Linked DNA regions of Mus musculus: regions 2, 3 and 4 are each linked to region 1. A link is a contact called in ENCODE POLR2A ChIA-PET data. All regions are on one chromosome and are shown on one strand. Each heading gives the region's core, a stretch centred on a gene start or an enhancer-like site at or near the end of the contact. The rest is flanking DNA. Distances are from core to core; before and after follow the strand shown.

The links. ChIA-PET counts read pairs that join two places held with the same protein, here RNA polymerase II (POLR2A).
Region 2: POLR2A ChIA-PET joins it to region 1 with 20 read pairs in embryonic stem cell. The contact joins the promoter of 1700023D09Rik here to the promoter of Eef1g in region 1. POLR2A ChIA-PET finds 5 or more read pairs at or near these places in 4 of 5 experiments (Patski and embryonic stem cell).
Region 3: POLR2A ChIA-PET joins it to region 1 with 66 read pairs in embryonic stem cell. The contact joins the promoter of Snhg1 here to the promoter of Eef1g in region 1. POLR2A ChIA-PET finds 5 or more read pairs at or near these places in 4 of 5 experiments (Patski and embryonic stem cell).
Region 4: POLR2A ChIA-PET joins it to region 1 with 43 read pairs in embryonic stem cell. The contact joins the promoter of Zbtb3 here to the promoter of Eef1g in region 1. POLR2A ChIA-PET finds 5 or more read pairs at or near these places in 4 of 5 experiments (Patski and embryonic stem cell).

Annotation. Positions count from the first base shown.
Region 1 is chr19:8,965,411-8,968,451 of GRCm38, reverse strand. Eef1g (eukaryotic translation elongation factor 1 gamma) reads right to left here and starts at 1,411. Exons shown (of 10, transcript NM_026007.4): 1 at 1,227-1,411; 2 at 78-236. The coding sequence starts at 1,238. Tut1 (terminal uridylyl transferase 1, U6 snRNA-specific) reads right to left here. Exons shown (of 9, transcript NM_197993.3): 9 at 2,242-3,041. The coding sequence ends at 2,292.
Region 2 is chr19:8,755,568-8,758,714 of GRCm38, reverse strand. 1700023D09Rik (RIKEN cDNA 1700023D09 gene) reads left to right here and starts at 1,746. Exons shown (of 2, transcript NR_132423.1): 1 at 1,746-1,930. Nxf1 (nuclear RNA export factor 1) reads right to left here and starts at 1,612. Exons shown (of 21, transcript NM_016813.2): 1 at 1,456-1,612. The coding sequence starts at 1,483. It overlaps Stx5a (syntaxin 5A), which reads right to left. Exons shown (of 10, transcript NM_019829.4): 10 at 3,073-3,147.
Region 3 is chr19:8,722,105-8,724,820 of GRCm38, reverse strand. Snhg1 (small nucleolar RNA host gene 1) reads right to left here and starts at 1,334. Exons shown (of 10, transcript NR_002896.3): 1 at 1,315-1,334; 2 at 632-680; 3 at 338-418; 4 at 100-149. It overlaps LOC115489078 (a small nucleolar RNA gene), which reads right to left and starts at 828; the gene lies at 757-828. It overlaps LOC115489084 (a small nucleolar RNA gene), which reads right to left and starts at 570; the gene lies at 496-570. LOC115489083 (a small nucleolar RNA gene) reads right to left here and starts at 289; the gene lies at 220-289. It also overlaps a transcript of Slc3a2 not described here.
Region 4 is chr19:8,801,224-8,804,096 of GRCm38, reverse strand. It overlaps Zbtb3 (zinc finger and BTB domain containing 3), which reads right to left and starts at 1,549. Exons shown (of 2, transcript NM_001098237.2): 1 at 1,412-1,549; 2 at 1-1,123. The coding sequence starts at 1,072.

The sequences.
Region 1 (3,041 bases), core at 162-2,661:
ATACACACACACACACACCATGGGGGCCATCTCCAGAATAATGGAATTCTAGAGATCCCAGATGCTTCCCCACTCACCTTGCCGGCAGGAAATTTTCGGAGAAATTCAGGGGTGCGGTTGGTTTGGCCAAAGTGGAAGTGGGGTGGTGCGGAGAGCACGCGGACCTGAGCCCCGCTGTACTGAGCAGCGATGAGGGCCTTGAAGGCCCTCCAATTTTCAGGGTATGTGTACAGGGTCTACAAGAGAAAGGGTGAAGGATGGACTAGAGGCAAGGAACCCTGAATGCCACTCCCCACGCACACTTCCATGCAATTCCAATGTGCACAGCTTAGATTCACTCCTAGTGAACCGAGTATGCCCCATGTAATCAGAGTCCTCTGAAATACCAAGAAGAACATCCCAGCTGCTAAATAAAGCTTACCGACAGATGTGACCTCTCTTAAGGACATCTCTAGAGGCATTCTTCCCTTCAAAACTTCTGGTCCCATCTGCCTAAACACACGAACACTCACACCCATCTCTCCCAGAACCCTTGTTTCATTCATTGGCGGTGACCCGGAGTCTAACTACTTCCAGGCTGCTATCACTTCAAAAGCACACACACAGACCAAGGGATTTCAAAGTTCCCCTCAGAATCGACACGCTGAATTCTAATGTTCATCAGTTATTCTTCCTGAAATGCCTTTCTTTGCACATGGCGAATTAGCAACCCTCTGGTCCTGTCCTGCAGTGAGTTCCCAGTTGTCTCCCTACTAAAATCTCACCAGCAGGGTCCATATGGGCTCACTTCACCCCCCCTTTATTCCTCTGGCTCCCAAACCTCCCCGAAGGTCAACTCCCAACGTGCCAGTCGCCCCTTCCCACAAAGACCCTCTCCTTTCCACGTCCTCGTTGTTGTCCCACAAAACGGTGGCAAAAGTTCCACCAACCTGCTCAGACGCCACACCTCAAAATGGCAGTGAGGTTAAACACTTTTTAAAGGTCCAGACAATGGAGACCCAGCATCTTTTTTCTCCTCAACCCCAGAACGTTCCACCTCTAGCCTCTGAGCCCCAGCCTCAGTTCCCCTCCAGGCCCTAGAAACCATGCTCTCCGACCGTACGGCTTGTGAACCCCAGATCGGCTCGCGGCTTGGGTCTGAAACTCCCCTGGCGCCGACTGGCCCCACTCAGGCAAAGGATGGCGGTGGATAGGGTGACCCTAATCACCGGAGCCGGCAAACTTACCCCAGCCGCCATGGTGATTCCGCAGAGAAAGGGGGTGGGGCTGTCGGTGCTGCCGCAAAGTAAGCCGCAAAGGAGACAAGGGAGGAGGAAAGGAGAGAGCAGTGTGGAAACAGCGGCCGGAAAGCGAGGACGGCATAAAAGGCATACGCACGACAGTTCCGTCTACAGCCCCGCTGAGTTGGAAAAAGCGAGGGGTGGGGCCCGCAGCCTGGAGCGCAGAGAGCGGGCGCCTGCGTAGTATAACTCTGGACGATCCTGCCCCGCCCGCGTCGCCGACCAATCGGAAGCCTGATAGGAGACGGAGCTCACCCAGGGAGGGGAAAAGTGTGAGAACCCGGCGGAAGCACCGCCCCTCGAAGGCTGGTATCTGGAACCCGTGACAAACTACAGGAACTGCCTTAAGGAAGGGGTGGCAATTTACTGAATTCCTTTTGTTCCTGTTCGGGTTTTTTCTGTAAAGGGTCTGTCTGTTCAGCTGGGGCCCACGGCCGAAAACATCTGAAAGTAGGTCTGCTCCGATTAAACTCCGTGCTGTTAAAACTTACACAACAAAGCAGCACGGACCAACTTGCCACGTCACCAGCACCACTCAGGCTTGGCTGCGCCCCAGAGGGTCGGGTAAGGCAGCCCAGTTCTGATACAATAGTTTACACATATCCAAATTTGAAAATAAATCTTGACTCCAGCTTATGGGCAATTTGAACTCTCTTTCACGTTAAAGGATAGAAAAGACAAACCCTAAACCCAAATTTGTGGTTCCCATCACCTGGAGCAGCAGGACAAGTCTCGTGTGGGCAAAGGTTGTTCTCAGAAATCAGTGCCTTTGCCTCGTGGAGGTGGCACTCCCTAGGAAAGTGCTGGCAAGTGGGAAGGAGAGCTCTGAAGTGGAAGTCATAGGACTGTTTTAGAGTAGTCAGGCCAGAAGCTACATTGAGGCAAAGAAAAAAGGCGTTACCAGGAGGAAAACAAAGACCTCGTAATGGTCTTATGAGGGAGTATGCAAAAGAACATTAAATGTCTGTATGAAATAAACTAGCAGCTTTATTGTTTTTGAGGTTTGGTTCCTCACTTGAGGAGATTTTTAAGTGCTTGAGGGATAAAACCCTGTAGAAAATGATGAAGACCAGGGAACAGGCCTTGGGAGTCCTGGAGTGGGGCCACAGTGAGTGTCTGCTCAGCCTGGGAGGCAGATGCCACAAAGCTGAGGAGGGGCTCCCCCGGCGGCCTCTCTTGCTCACTATTGGGTCCTTTTAGTTCCTGGGTCACACGAGCTTCCATTGCCAGCCACTCTGCTCCTGTGGTGGGACCTCCTCTACCTTCTTCCTTGGTTTGTTGCTGTAATCGTCTCCGGGCACGCCGCCTCCCCTGCCATACTTGGTGCCACAAGGCACAGCGCCAGCTCACTGATGATGGGTGTGATGCCTCCTTCCCTGTCTCACCCTGAGACCCTTCTCCAGCCACTTCAGGTTTCATGGGATTATGCTCAGCTGCCTTGTCTAGACAGTTTGCAGTCATCAGGGGCAACTCCTCCTCTGGTGGTCCCGAGTGCAACAAGGCCCAGTCCTGAGGTGTCTCTCGAACCTCTATTACCATTTCTTCTACCTCATTTTCACTGTGGTCCCCTGCACATCCCTGTGGCTCCTCTTTCCCTTCCTCGAAGCTCTTTTCTTGCCCACCAAGTCTCTGTCTTTTGTTCACCCCTCCCAAGGGAGAGTCTTTAATTCTGGCACCTTCTGACCGTCGTCTCTTGGTTCCCTGTTCTATGTGGCATCCTAGTGCTTCCCTTAACACATCCACCAAAGCCATAATGACCTG
Region 2 (3,147 bases), core at 497-2,996, 210 kb after region 1:
TGGTGAACCATCTCAAAAAAATAACAGCCGGGCCTGGTGGCGCATGCCTTTAATCCCAGCACTTGGGAGGCAGAGGCAGGCGGATTTCCGAGTTCAAGGCCAGCCTGGTCTACAAAGTGAGTTCCAGGACAGCCAGGGCTACACAGAGAAACCCTGTCTCGAAAAAACAAGGGATTTTCATCCTTCCTTGTCTATAGCTCTGTGGGAGAACAGAAGGCCTGGCACACAGGGAATGACCTGGAACCTCTGATCCTCTTACCTTAAACAGTGCACTACTACACTTGGTTCTATTTATTTTCCTTTTTGCCAGACCTTGAGTTTAACTCTAGGAGCCCAACCCCCCCAAAAAAAAGTAAAAGTCTATGCAATACCGAACTTGGGAAGCTGACACAGGGAGACTGACTGAGGCCAGCCTGGGATACTAGGGCTGACCCTGTAAGGGAGAATTAGCCTTCCCTAGGGATGAATTCCCTAAATGGTTATCCAATCCCAAATGGTAAGCTTTAGAAACAAATATATACACATTAACACTAAATGGGCTCTGCATGTTGGATGAATTTGGGGAGAGAGTTGACAATGGGAATGGCTAGAGAAAGGAGACCAAGTAATTATATTTGAATTAAAATAAAGGTTCATTGGGTAGCTATTTTTCAGGCCTGGATAAATCATCAGTATTACACAAATACAAAAAAGGTATAACTTTCAAAGAAATCCACCTAATATCTAGCATCCTCTAAACAACGATCCTCTCCAAGCAACCCTAGTAAAAAGGAATACATTAAGAGACAGTGAAACTACGGTTCACGGAAGAAAATTCCCACTCCAGTTACTGTGTTCTAGGCACTTGGTAGAAATTATTTCATACGCACACAAACGCACACGCACATGCACACAAACTTGGGAGACAGGTACCCACATGAAAGAGGCGGAAAACAAGGCCTGAAAGTTTAACTCACTCGGGTTTAGTACAGCCAACTCCAGATTCAAACCTCAGCTGTCATAGTGTCCTAACCACCACAATGAATTAACATGTCAGGATAGGTGTTCCGACTAGAAATTTGATAAACAATAAGCAGCAAGCTACAAGAACAGACTGATCGTATCACAAAAAGAAAAAGAAAAATAGGGCACCAGGGTAGCCCACGACCAAGCGACTACTGACTCACATTTAAAGGAAGAGTCGGGCCGCCAAACTGAACTGACAGGCATCAACCACCCTCAAAGTTGAAAGGAATCTTGTCACCCCACCCCTGAGCCACAGGTTCTCCAACGCCTGAATCCGGGCGACTCTGGAGCCCCTGGGTCCCGCGGCGCCCCGCGCCCCCTGCCCGCGCGGCCACCGCTACCTACGGACGTAGGGCTCCTCGCGGCCTCCCGCCCCCGGGCTGAGGCCTAGGCCAGGGCCGCCCACCCCAACCCACCGCGTCGCCTCCCGGCCCGAGGCCCCGCACTGACCGTTGTATGACTTCCCTTCGTCCGCCATGGCACAGGCAGGTACAGGGGCGGGCTCAGGCGCAGAACCTGACGCCACCAAACGCCAAGGAGCCTTAGCGCTCAGGACAGAATCTCTCCTACGACCGGCGCCACCGCATTTATCCGGCGAAGCACGTCGCGCGCCGCCGACGTCCCCAGGATGTGGGCGGTGCCGCGGGACGTGAACGCGCTCTCTGAGCCTGCGCAGAAGCAGGGCGGCCGCTCGGGGGCGTGGCCAGGCCCTCCGAGGCCCGCCCACGGCCGGAGCTCCGGCCGGATGGCCTATCGGCCGGCCCCGCCTTCCTATTTCTTCGCTGGCCCGGTCCCGGAGCTAAACCCTCTGCGTTAGCACTGAACTCAAGAGGAGCAGGGTCGAGGGCTACACACAAGAATGGAGACCTGGCCTCTGAACGGGAGTAACGGCCCACAGTCCCCGCCGGTGGGATCCCGGCAGCGAGTAAGTCGCAGCTCAGTTCCTTGCCAGCCGCTGGCCTATGCCCTCTTAGCTTTTCTCATCTCCACGACGAATTATGACGAAATAGAAAATTGGAATGTAAGCCCCACTGGAGCAGGAACCTTAACTAATGCGAACTTTTCTTCCTCCAGCACAGTATCATGCCCAGTGTGAAACCCAAGTGTGAATTAAACGAAATCCTGTCCTTCGTAGGTTTTTAAATTGACTAATGAAAAAAGGTCTTTTAAATTGACTAATGAAAAAAAAAGTCAAGTCGGGTGTAGTGGAGCAGGTCTTTAAACCCAGCATTTGGAAGGCAGAGGCAGGCAGATCTTTGAGTTTGAGGCCAGTCTTGGCTCTATAGAAATTTCTAGAACAGCCAGAGCTATGTAGAGACCCTTCCTCCAAAAAAAATAAAATAATAAAATAAAATAAAAAAGCTTTAGTCTTACTATCAATACTTTGTCCAGTTCAGAGATAGGGAACACTACATAGACCATCTCAAAACAAAATCAGGGATCTAGTGAGCCTTAAGCCTTGATCTTCACTTCACTCAGTCTGTCATACTGAAGCCTAATTGGTAGACCCAGGTCAGCTAGGTAGGTAGCTAGGGAAAGTTGCTAGTTTTGGGTTTTGTTTCTTGAAACAGGGTTTCTGTGAAACTTGCTTTGTAGACCAAGTTGGCCACAAACTCAAGAAATTCACCTGCTTCCAACTCCCAAGTGTTGACTGAAACTTTAATGTCAAACCCAAGAGCTCTAGGAAACTTTTCTGGTGTGGCTAGGACTATTGCAGCCTTGGATCCAGATGCTGCTGTGGGAGGGGGAAGCAGATGGGGTGCTGGTAGGCATGGAGCATGACTTGATTTGAAGATACAAAACAGGCTCAAACTTATGGGTACTGTCTTGGAAGTTGCCGCCCAATTATGAACCCACTTAGTCCAAAGGAAAACTCTTATGAAGTGCTGCTGTACTTGGCTACTCGCTTCTAGGGGGGAGTTGTGTGTACAGAGCTCCGGAGCTACCCTGCCTATCAGTAGGGGCCCATCAGAGTCACTGACTTAACCCTTTTGGTTCTGGTATTGGGCAGTGGTTAGCTTTTTGCTGAAGTCCCCCCCCCCCCCCCAGAAATGACATCAACACTAGTGAGGCTGACAGTCTTGCTGTAATTGGGAGGAAATAGGCTGCAGCATGTTTGGCATATTGAGAGTCACCAGTAGC
Region 3 (2,716 bases), core at 85-2,584, 240 kb after region 1:
GAAATACAAATAGTAAGCAGCAAAAAAGTGTTGTGCTGCTTCAATGTCTGTCTTGACTATTTTCCCTAGGGAAACCCTAAGCTCTACTTGGACAATTACCTGCACTCATCCTGGGAGGTAGCTCGAACTCTTCATGTTGTCACAGCACCCTGGAAACAGAGAAACAATGTCATTTTTAAATGTAATCACAGCCACCTCAGCACCTTCTTTCTTCAGCCCATTTCAGTAGTAAGATGACATCATTGCAACTCAGCCATATGCTTGTCATTTACATTGTTCATCATTAAGTGGCCATCTAAATATGTTCCCTAAGGAAGCACCAACCATCAATACCTACCTGACTACAAGCAAAACGTGTTATTTGTAAAATTGAACAGGCCTGGCTCCAAAGTGTAAAGGGCTTTGAGATGAACCACATCTAGAACAGAAAAAAAAAACCCCAAACTTCAATAAAAGACTTTATGCCAAACAATCCAAATACCTGCCACAGATTGTGCTACTCAGAGAATTTTTGTTTTCTCCACTAAACCATCAGAAAGAGAGAGTTCAGTTTTCATATCATCCCCGTAGCACACACACAACTTATACTCAACAACCAAAAAAATCTGGTAAAACCATTAACACTACTTACTCTGAAAAGAGAGCGTACACCCATCCTTTTGTAAGGTGGCACCTCAAACCTGTAGAGAAGTTAGCATCGGGTTACTTCTACACCAAGAAATCTCTAAAGGATGAGAAGGCTGTGATGTAGGGCCAGCCTCCTCAGAGTTACTTATCCTCACAGATATATCAGTACAGGTCTGTGAAAAGGTCCTCATCATAGGGGGTGGCCTTGCACTGCCGCCACCATTTTGTCCTTCACAAAATCCTGTCATCTTTAGGTCTTGAATGCCCTAACATGGTCTCCCCGCTAAGACTACGGAACAGATTACCAAAGTCCACATTTATTAACGCTGCCCACGAGGGTCTTTTAAATCACCAGAAATAAACATTACGTAAGAAAATACAGGCGGCGGTTCACAACAGTGACAGATAGGTGTTTGTGATAAAAGCCAGCCGCAGTTATAGGAAAGCTGATTAAGAGAAAGACAAGAGCCAGGCGTGGTGGCGCACGACTTTAATCGCAGCACTCGGGTGGCAGAGGCAGGCGGATTTTAGTTCGAGGCCACCCTGGTCTATAAAGTGAGTTTCAGCAGGACAGCCAGGACTATACAGAGAAACCCTGTCTCGAAAAACCAAAAAAAAAAAAAAAAAGAGAAAGACAAGAAAAAAACAAAGTGAAAACTACAGCACATAAAGACGTAGAGTACTTACCCCGAACAAGGAAAAATGAGGCCGACAAGAACAACGTGTGGCCTATAAATAGCATCTCGCAAAGGCCCACGGGATTTGGAGGTGGGACTAGGACTCACGCAGGCGCTAAGGTAAGCGGTGTGCGAGCCGGAGGAATTGTGGGTAGAGGAATCCGCCCAAAGGGGCGTGCGGAGAGCTCCGCCTCTGATTTTGCAGCGCGAAAAAGAGGCGCAGGCGCTTTAGGGGAGTGCGACGCTACGCCTTTGGCGCTGCGGCTAGGCGGTTCTTACTCACTGCGGGTAAAACGTCATCGCTGGAGATTTTGGTTCGCGACCCATACAGCTCGACTGTCTGGGTCACAACTACCAATATCCATACGTTGAGGCGATTTCTCACCCTCACTCACGCTAAGCCGCGTGTTGATCCATCTCTATGGATCCTGAACCTACTGAACACTCCACCGACGGTGTCTCGGTTCCCCGCCAGCCGCCCAGCGCGCAGACGGGGCTTGATGTCCAGGTTGTCAGCGCAGCGGGCGACTCAGGTACTGGGCCCTGGGCTGAGCTCGGTTGGATTTTCGCTTCCTTGCATGAAGCCTTTTAGGGAAACCCAGTCGGGACTAGAAGCCCTACGTCATTCTGGAGACCGATTTTTGTGTTTTGCTTCCTGGTCTATTTTCGCCATGTTCTTGGCCCGGATTGAATGAAGTAGGGCCAGCATTTAGATGTCATTTATGGAGCATGTTGCATGTTTTGTTTTTAGCAGTGCTATAGATTAAAGCTGCTGCTATGTGCATGTGTAGATAAGTGCTATACTACTGAGGCTGACAATTCTCCACACAACTGGGCTTACCGTTTAAAGCACCCAATATGAGTTAATATTCCACACTCCTAAAAGTTAGGGATAACCCTCATTTTATGCATGGGTGGTCTTAGATATAAAGAGCTCTGGGGGGAACAATCATTAGAATTTACCAGTTTTCTAAGTCGCAGCTATAGACTGGTTATTGAGAGTGTGCAGTAGCATTATAGTCATATGCATATAGCAAACATCTATATGCAGAAGCTTGCCTTTCGAACAATTATCATTACTCTCATACTAATTGCTCTTCTGCATGACCTCACTTAATAATCCAAGTTGGAAGGTGGTAAGGTACAGTTATGGGTGAGAAGCTCGGGTCCCAGAGAGGTTAAGTCATTTGCTGACTGTTACCCAGATAAACAGTATCAGATCCAAGGTATAAATCCAGGCAGCCTGATTTCAAAATCAGCACTTGCAGAAGACCCTGGTTCAATTCCCAGCTAGTAGCCATCTGCAGTTCCAGTTCCAAGGGATCCAGTACCCACTTCTGGCCTCCATGGGCACCTGACACACACGTGGTACATACACATCTAAAGTTTAATTAAGAAAAAATAATGCTGGG
Region 4 (2,873 bases), core at 300-2,799, 160 kb after region 1:
CACTTGGCCCCACCTCCTCTAGTCCTGTTGCCCCTGGCTCCTCAAAAGCCTCTGCCTGTGAGGGCTGTCCCCCATACACTGCTCCTCCAGGTGGGAACAGCCCTTCAGATCTGTGGGGCTGTTCCTCTGACAAGTCAGCCTCCTCATCAGAGATCACAATAGCTTCTACTTTTACCTGGACCAGTTCAGCTTCAACTGGGGCTGGAGCCTGGGATAGAACTGGGGCTGGCGCTGGGGGTGGGGCTGGAGCTGGGGGATAGAAGCCTTGCAATGGTCCTCCAGTATCCCTTGGTTCCACCACCCTCAGACTCTCAGGAACCACATCAAGAGGAGTCAAGGGCTCCACCGAAACTCCTGGAAGGCCAGAAGAGAAGTAGTTTACAGGAATGGTCTCTGTAGAGCTACTTGGGCTGGCAAGAGAGACGGAGACATCAGCCACTGGTGGAGGAGGTGCCCGAAGATGTGATGAGTCAACTTCCATGCTTGGTTGTGTAGTGTCTGCCCCCCCAGATACTGGTGGCTCATCTGCAGGATGAGCAATGGGTAAGGGAGTGGCTGGACCCTTCCATTCCTCTTTGTTCCAGCGGGCTGACGGTTCAACAGATGCCAGTAAAGGCTGTGGGCCTCGAGAACTGCCTGACAAAAACTCCAGACTAGCAGGATTGGTTTCCTCTTCCTTCTTGGTACTGTCTGCCTCTGCCAGAGCTCGGGCCTGCAATCGTTGCTTACAAACCTTAACAATGTCATTCATGTGCAAGTAGCTGGCAGCTGCCAGCACATCTTCTAGAGGAGTATCTCCCCTAAGGGCCAGCTGGCCAGCATACATAAAGTCCAAAAGCAACCCAAAGGCTGGGGCCGTGACAATCTCATTGTGAATACACACCAGGTCCCTCTTGTCCAATTCCCGCTCCTTGTAGAAAAGCTGAAAGAATGGGCTGCAGGAGGCCAGCACAGCCCGATGGGCCAAGAACTGGGTACTACCAACCATCACAGTGCAGTCACAAAGGAAACCCTGGGACCGTTGCTCCCGCAGGCTCTGAAGCAGCTGCTGACTGTGTTCTGGGAACTCCATAGCACCCCAAGGAGGGAAGGGTGCCCAAGAGAGTTCCCTACCACTGACTCCCTGGGAAGAAAGGACAGTAAATTAGGTAACTTCCATAGCAACCTCCACATCAGCCCTTAAATAGAGCTGACCACCCAAGGCCTCTGGCAACATGCTGTCCCCCACCCCCAACCATGTTTCAGTTAACTGCCCTTCTTTTTCCACTATCCCACCCAAAGACCTGTTGGCTCCGCCCCCTGAGCCTAACCTTAGGAATCGTCCCCGCCCCTATTCGAAAAAAAGCCCTGCCCCCGGAAGTCCCGCCCCCTAAGCAGCCTGTGCTTCCTCGATTCTCAGCCGGTGCCTTACAATGAGTCCTCCAACTAGGACTGTCTTTTGCGCCCAAGCTTTCCCGGGTGATGCCTTCACGCCCCAGACCCGGAACTTCCTGCGCTTTTCCCTCTCGAACTCCAAGGCTAAGGACTCCCAACGTAGGAACTAGCAGAGAAAGCTGAGCCCTCACCCACGACCTAGCAGCTACTAGGAGAGCTCCGCCTCTTCCCACCTCCGCTATCTTAATTGGCTCAAGCTTGCCCTCTCTTGTTGTGGATTGGCTCACTGTGAGCTACCCCGCCCCTCGATAACCGGCTTCTCCAAATGGGCAATCCCTGCCATTGCTCAGGCGTCGAGGCTCACAATTGGTTGTTGCTCCTGTCCTAAACTTTTCTTCCTCATCCCGCCTTCCCTCAGAGACCTCAGGATTGGCTGAACTTATTCATCTGTTTCCCATAGGGAAATTACCCGCCTGGGTGGGGCGAGGTTGGCAGTAACGCAGTGTATTCGGGAGTATACAGCCTGTTTCTGCTGCGGACTACCTAGAAGGAGAACTATAACAAAATGGTGTGATAACCTGTAGGCCCACGTCTAGACCAAGCTCTGCCGAAACAGTGGGCAGTAAGCCACACCTCCCAAAAGTGCAGTTCACTCTTGCAGATCTGGTCCTCGAAAATTACAGGATGCGCCACTAGTTCAGGCTCAGTAGTGGTGTTAGTAACTACCTCTAACTCTATGAAGATGATGGACTGTTCTCTAGGCAAGCCCTAGTAAGGACAGAAATGGGACAGAGTCTAAGGATATCTGTGTTGTTAAAATCTTTTCCCTGAGGGGGGCTGCGATCGGAATGTAAAGTCAATAAGTAGAGAAAACAAAACAAAACAAAAAACTCTTCTGTAAGGTCCCAATGATAAACCAAGGTACTATGCCACTAGTACCTTGGGCCCCTGAGAACTTATTGGCCTTTCTTACAGAGCCTAGGTGAGGGGTTACTTACAGGAGTGTGGGTGAGCCACTTCAGAAGTCCCTGGCTAAAGGGTTTACCCAGCATAATGTTCCTGTAGCCATATAGATGGAGCTCCCTCCCTAAGTCATTCTCCACCTATAGAATTCTGGGTATATATATATATATATATATATATATATATATATATATATATATATATATATATATATATATATATATATATGTATATCAATCAGGTAATATATGTAATATATATATTACACACACACCCAGCCCTGGAGATCCTGGGGTCATGTGCAATTAGGGAACTGGTTGAGGGAAGTGACTGGATACTCAAGTGAGGGTCTCATGACCCTCCACAGCCCCTCATCCTATAAGGGAAAGTCAACAGTCAGCAAGCACAGCTGAGGTGGTCTTCTGCCTGCAGACCCAGCTAAAGTTCTGAGGAGGATGGTAGTTTGCCTCCAAAGATAGTCCTGTTTGGTCCCATAATACACATGTGGTTGTGCATGTCCACAATATGTTCAGGAG